Linked DNA regions of Homo sapiens: region 2 is linked to region 1. Evidence: read pairs that join two places in POLR2A ChIA-PET (ENCODE). Cell type or tissue: GM12878. All regions are shown on one strand. Links, peaks and the distances in the headings refer to the core of each region. The heading gives the core; the rest is flanking DNA. Region 1 overlaps PRH1-TAS2R14 (PRH1-TAS2R14 readthrough). Region 2 overlaps DUSP16 (dual specificity phosphatase 16).

Region 1 (2,918 bases), core at 234-2,733:
CAAATTAGTATTGCCAGTCTTCCCAATTTTTTCCTCCATCTCTTCTCTCCTTTTCTCCCTCTCTTTCATTTTTCTGTTTGAATAATATATAGTAATCTGCCTTCAATATTACTGATTCTGCCTCTGCCATCTCCAGTCTGTTGATAAATTGCCAAAGGAATCTTTCACCTCCAATACTGCTTTTCATTTCTAGCATTTTCATTTGAGCTTCTTATATAGTTTCTATCTCTCTGCTAAAATTTCCTGAGCATGTTATTTATCTTTTCCACTAGAATTTTAACACATTAATCATAATTATTTTTAAAGGTTCTGTCTGATAATTTCAACCTCTGGGCCATTATTTTCTCTTAACAATGCCTGGGTTTTTGTATGTGTGTATACATATTTACAGTAAATCCTGAGATAAATATTACCCCTCAAAAATGGGCTGCCTTCTTATTCTGTCAGACTACTAAGTGTGTGAAATTGTATCAATCCAATCTGTAGTTTATCTGTATTTAGATTCAAATGGCTCCAGTGGTGGAATGCCAGTAACTTGTGTTTTGGGGAAGACTGGAGTGCCAAAGGGATTCTCAGTGTTTGTGCTCAGCTTCAAGAGTCCACACATGCACTATAGAGAAGGCTCTTTCTACACTTGTGTCCCTCTCCCAGTATAGTGGCATTGCTTGTTAATCAGAGAAAAGTTCATGGTGGGGCAATGGGAGCTCTTTGTTCTTCTCTAGCAACTGCCCCTGTCTACGTACCTTTGCCTCAGACGTGGGACTTTTTTAATGCTCCTACCACTCCCACAACAAGAAAAACTGCCTAAAATCAGTGAAGGATCCTGGCTGAAAGCCGGTTTTCTCCCCCTCCTCCAGTAGCAACAGATGGCTTTCACCCAGTGTCAGCATGGGAGTCCAAGTCAGGCAATCTTCCTGCCCCTCCTTGAGTGTCAGTCAATCAATGTCTTGTATCAGTGGAGGGTCTTGATATCATCAGGTTAACTGCCCCCTTCCTGCAGCAAATGGGTTTTTCCTGGTGTTCATGCAGAGTCCAGGATTGGTGGGTTTTCTGCCTTCCTTCACTGGCAGATCCTTTCTGTTTAGCCAGCATGCAGCCCAGAGCAAGTGAGTTTCCTGGACTTCCCCTGTGACAACAGACTTCTAATATGTATTAATACAGACCTAGGAGTGCAGGCAGGTTTCTTACCCCACTCCTTGTGCCAATCAGCTATTGCCCAATATCAGAGTAGGGTCCAGGTTACAGTGTATTCCCTGCCCCTCACTCAGCAGCAGGCAGATTTTGCATAATAAAGATCCAGAACATGTGTAGTTTTCTTGCCTGTCCCCTAGCACTGGCCAACAACCACCTTTTACTCATGCAGGGTCCAGTGTAAATGGGCTTCTCCAGTTTCTATTACTCCACTTTAAAACTTAAGAAGATTTTGTTCCCATTTGTTTTAGATTTGCACTGCTGCTAAAACAAATTATCATAAATTTAGTGGCTTAAATACTACAAAATTATCTTAACAGTTCTACAGATCAGAAGTCTGGTATTTGTCTTACTAAGCTAAAATCAAGGTGTCAGCAAGGCTGCATTGCTTTCTGGAGGCTCTAGGAAGGAATCCATTTCCTTGCCATTCCCAGCTTCTAGAAACTACCTGCAGACCTTGGTTTGGGGCCTCCTTCATCTTCAAAGTCAGAAGTGTTGCATCTCTCTAACCCTAGTTAAGAAATAATCTGTTTTTAAGGGCTCATATGATTAGACTGAACCCACCTAAATAATATGGGATAATCTCCCATCTCAAGGTGCATACCAATAATCACATTTGCAAAATCTCCATGCCATATAATGTAACATATTAACTAGTTCCAAAGATTAAGTCATAGACATCTTTGGGAAAGCCATTATTCTGCCTCCTATACCGTGTACCATAAAGGAACTTTCCTAGGTTTCCTGTCTGTCCTCAACCTTTCCAGTAAGCATTCGGTAGAAGCCCAAGGGGAAAAGCTGGCAATTACAGACCACTCCTGTGTCTGGGGCTCCCAGGTATTCTAAACTGTCACATTAAACTACACTCAACCTTTGTAAGAATTTGTTAAAATTTCAGCCATTTTCTTGTTACCTACTGAAATGCCAGAGAACTCTTCTGGAGTTCTGCCACAGATGAAACAATTCATGTCTCCTATTTGGAAAGGCTTGTAATTTTTTTTTTTTTTTTTGATATGGAGTCTCGCTCTGTCACCCAGGCTGGAGTGCAGTGGCCCCATCTCGGCTCACTGCAAGCTCCACCTCCTGGGTTCACACCATTCTCCTGCCTCAGCCTCCCGAGTAGGTGGGACTACAGGCGCCTGCCACCACACCCAGCTAATTTTTTGTATTTTTAGTAGAGAGACGGGGTTTCACCATGTTAGCCAGGATGGCCCAGATCTCCTGACCTCGGGATCCACCCACCTCAGCCTCCCAAAGTGCTAAAATTCAGTTTACCTGCTCACCTTGTAACTTCAGTTCTAACAAGCTCAAAATAAATTATGACTTTGTAGCCTACCTAGTTTACTCTCTTTGTTAGAGCAGAAGCAACATTCTCTTTTGGTCTACTGCTAACTAAAAGGAAGTAAAATTCTCAAGCTGGTTTTCAAAATGCATGCATAAATGCATGCTATATCATATTCTTCCACATGCATGGTTTAAAAAATGTCTCAATTAAAAAATAGATTCATGTATAGGTGATTTTTTATGCACCTATGAAATCTGGCCTTGTAATGAAGAATACAATAGATCTTAATAATCTGACAATTATTAAATGTGTTTCATTGTCTAAAAGAGAGGTTTGAGGGGAGAAAAAGAAAAGTCTTTCTTGAAATATGGAAATAAGAGTATATATTTAGCTCTGAGTATGTTCTGGTAAGAATTACAATGATGTCAAACTATATGTACAT
Region 2 (2,918 bases), core at 190-2,689, 1.4 Mb after region 1:
TGGGTGAAGCAATCTAGTTTCCAATCTTTCTTCTTAAAAATCTACAAATGTTTAGGTGTAGATGTGTCAAGGAAAGATTGTTAAAGCTTGGGAGAGATAGAGTTCAGTGTTCACCGGCTTATGAATGCACGTTAAATAAATATCTCCACCCAGGAATTTCCCATTACTAACGGCTAATCACCATCACAAGGGCATACAGCCCTTTAGAATTCCTCTCTAATCCAATCCTGTAAAACTTCACTTAGGATGATGATGGAAACCAAGATTCGGGCCTCCAGCCAATCTATATTACATTAAATAAAGGACGTCACCACCCTTCTCAAGGTTGGGCCAGCAGTTATTTAAAAAAAAAAAAAAAAAGGCTGGGCACAGTGGTTCACACCTGCAATCCCAGCACTTTGGGAGGCCGAGGCAGGTGGACCATTTGAGGTCAGGAGTTCAAGACCAGCCTGACCAACATGGTGAAACCCCGTCTCTACTAAAAAATACGAAAAAATTAGCCGGGCGTGGTAGCATAGTCCCAGCTACTCGGGAGGCTGGGGAGGCTGAAGCAGGAGAATCACTTGAACTTGGGATGTGGAGGTTGCAGTGAGCCAAGATCGCACCACTGCACCCTGGCCTGGGCGACAGACTGAGACTCTGTCTCATAAAAAGAAAAAAGAAAATGAGACCAGGAGTTTGAGACTAGCCTAGGCAACATACTGAGACCCCGACTCTACTTTAAAAAAAAAAAAAACTAAAAAAAAACATCAGCCAGGTGTGCTGACAGGGGCCCGTAGTCCCAGCTACTAGTGAGGCTAAGCCTGGGAGATGGAGGTTGCTGCAAGGCTACTGGGGAGCTTGAGCCCGGGAGATAGAGGTTGCAGTGAGCTATGATTGCCACTGCACTCCAGCCTGGGCCACAGAGTGAGACCCTGTCTTAAAATATATAAAAATATAAATTAAAAAAATTTTTAAAGATGGTATTTAACCAGAGTCAGGAGTTTTCGTAACATATTAACATCCAATACAAGGAACACTAGGTTAGAAAATGCTCATTCAGCTATTTCCCTTGTACAGTGGGTCTAACTTGTGCTTCCTTCACTTACACAACAGTTTTTGAACATCTATACTGTGCAAGGCTTTTTGCTCAAGGAATCTTTGGAGGATACAATTTTAAAGCAATTTCATAAGATATCTATAAGGCTCCGTGAGATCACATAGCAAGAGTGGGAGAGAAAAATTTCAAGTGGTGACATCTAGAAGTCAACAGGAGGAGGTGAGGAGGTGGTCAATCCCACCTATGTATTTATTCTGGACGCTCTCCTACCCCAACTCCTTAGGGTGCTACACAATCTCTTTGTATTCACAAATAACCCCTGGTCAAGAGGTTTGGAGGGAGCGGCGACACCACCAGCCAGCAAACTTCTACTAATTCTGGAGGCAACTTCCTGTCAGCTGGTCCCTAAAGGCTGGTTGCTTCCTGCCAGGAGGCCACTTAGCACAGATTCATCTTTCTTCAGGAGGCAGACAGTTGCTTTTTTTTCTTTTCTTTTCTTTTCTTTTTTTTTTTTTTTTTTTTTTTTGAGCCAGGAGTCTCACTCTGATTGCCCAGGCTGGAGTGCAGTGGTGCTGATCATGGCTCACTGCAGCCTCAACCTCCCAGGCTCAGGTGATCCCCCCAGCTCAGCCTCCCGAGTAACTGGGACTACATGTGCACACCATCACGCCTGGCTAATTTCTCTATTTTTAGTAGAGCTGGAGTTTCACCATGTTGCCCAGACTGGTCTCAAACTCCTGGACTCAAGCAATTGACTCACCTCAGTCTCCCAAAGTCCTGGGATTATGGGCGTGAGCCACCGCACCTGGCCACTTGCTGATTCTCACTGTGGCACTGATTTTAGAGGGAAAGGCAGAGGGGAAGACAATTCATCTTCCCTTCAACCCCAGGTACACACAGTCCCCTGCCCCACACAAATACAAACATGAAGAATAAAAGAGGTACAGGCCTTGACAAGGTTACACTGACATTATTTCCACCCAACAGTATCTCCCACAAAGCGTTAAGGAGGGAAAATAAGAAACTCTTATTAAAATTAGTCTATCTTATTGGAAGGCCCAGTAAGGTAGGTAAATGGCATAAATTCTCAGGAGTTGGTCAATCTATGATAGTTGTAGTTGGAATGAGCTGTCTGTCTAGACCCATGGTCTTCAAGCTTTTCAGCTGACAGCCCACTTCAGAGTGACAAACTACCAGGTCTATGTCTTCCTAACAACTATTTCTCTGTCTACATGTGTTCCACCACAAACCCTAGAGAGAAATAACTGTGAAAAAAATTCTGTAAAGTGAGATATAACATCCAGATTAAAATGTAAATACAAGAGCACTGAAAATGTATGCACATGTAACAAACCTGCACATATACCCCAAATCTAAAATAATTTAAGAAAGGAAATGGACCCACAAAAACTTGTATAAAAATGTTCACAGCAGATTTATAAACAGCCAAAAAAATTAATCAACTGATGAATAGATAAACAAAATGCAGTATATCCCTACTATGGAATATTATTTAGCCATGAAAAGGAATTAATACTGATACCAGCTACAATATGGGAGAACCCCAAAAACGTTATGCTAAGGGAAAGAAACTAGATACCAAAGACCACATATTATATGAATCCATTTATATGAAATACCCAGAAAGGCTGGGTGCCGTGGCTCACACCTGTAATCCCAGCACTTTCAGAGGCCGAGGTGGGCGGATCACCTCAGGTTGGGAGTTAGGTACTAGCCTGACCATGGAGAAATCCCGTCTCTACTACAAATACAAAATTACCCGGGCGTGGTGGCACATGCCTGTAATCCCAGCTACTCAGGAGGCTGAGGCAGGAGAATCCCTTGAACCTGGGAGGTGGAGGTTGTGGTGAGCCGAGAT

What was found. Peaks named below come from ENCODE experiments on the same cell type or tissue, not always from the same donor. Only the 100,000 strongest peaks of a DNase experiment are listed, where the experiment ranks them.
Region 2: POLR2A ChIA-PET joins it to region 1 with 7 read pairs; 2 of 35 experiments call an interaction of 5 or more read pairs at or near these places.

The regions. Positions count from the first base shown.
Region 1 is chr12:11,165,262-11,168,179 of GRCh38, forward strand. The region is part of intron 1 of PRH1-TAS2R14 (PRH1-TAS2R14 readthrough); the gene reads right to left. All of the region lies in intron 1 of PRH1-PRR4 (PRH1-PRR4 readthrough), which reads right to left. It also overlaps a transcript of PRH1 not described here. Among named protein-coding and RNA genes, the nearest start is that of SMIM10L1, 4.5 kb to the right of the region's middle. In GM12878, for the core only: no CTCF peak of the experiment used is centred there; no DNase peak of the experiment used is centred there; H3K4me3 peaks cover 313 bases; H3K27ac peaks cover 207 bases.
Region 2 is chr12:12,539,409-12,542,326 of GRCh38, forward strand. The region is part of intron 1 of DUSP16 (dual specificity phosphatase 16); the gene reads right to left. Among named protein-coding and RNA genes, the nearest start is that of DUSP16, 22 kb to the right of the region's middle. RefSeq lists a silencer at 1,573-1,622. In GM12878, for the core only: no CTCF peak of the experiment used is centred there; no DNase peak of the experiment used is centred there; H3K27ac peaks cover 1,105 bases.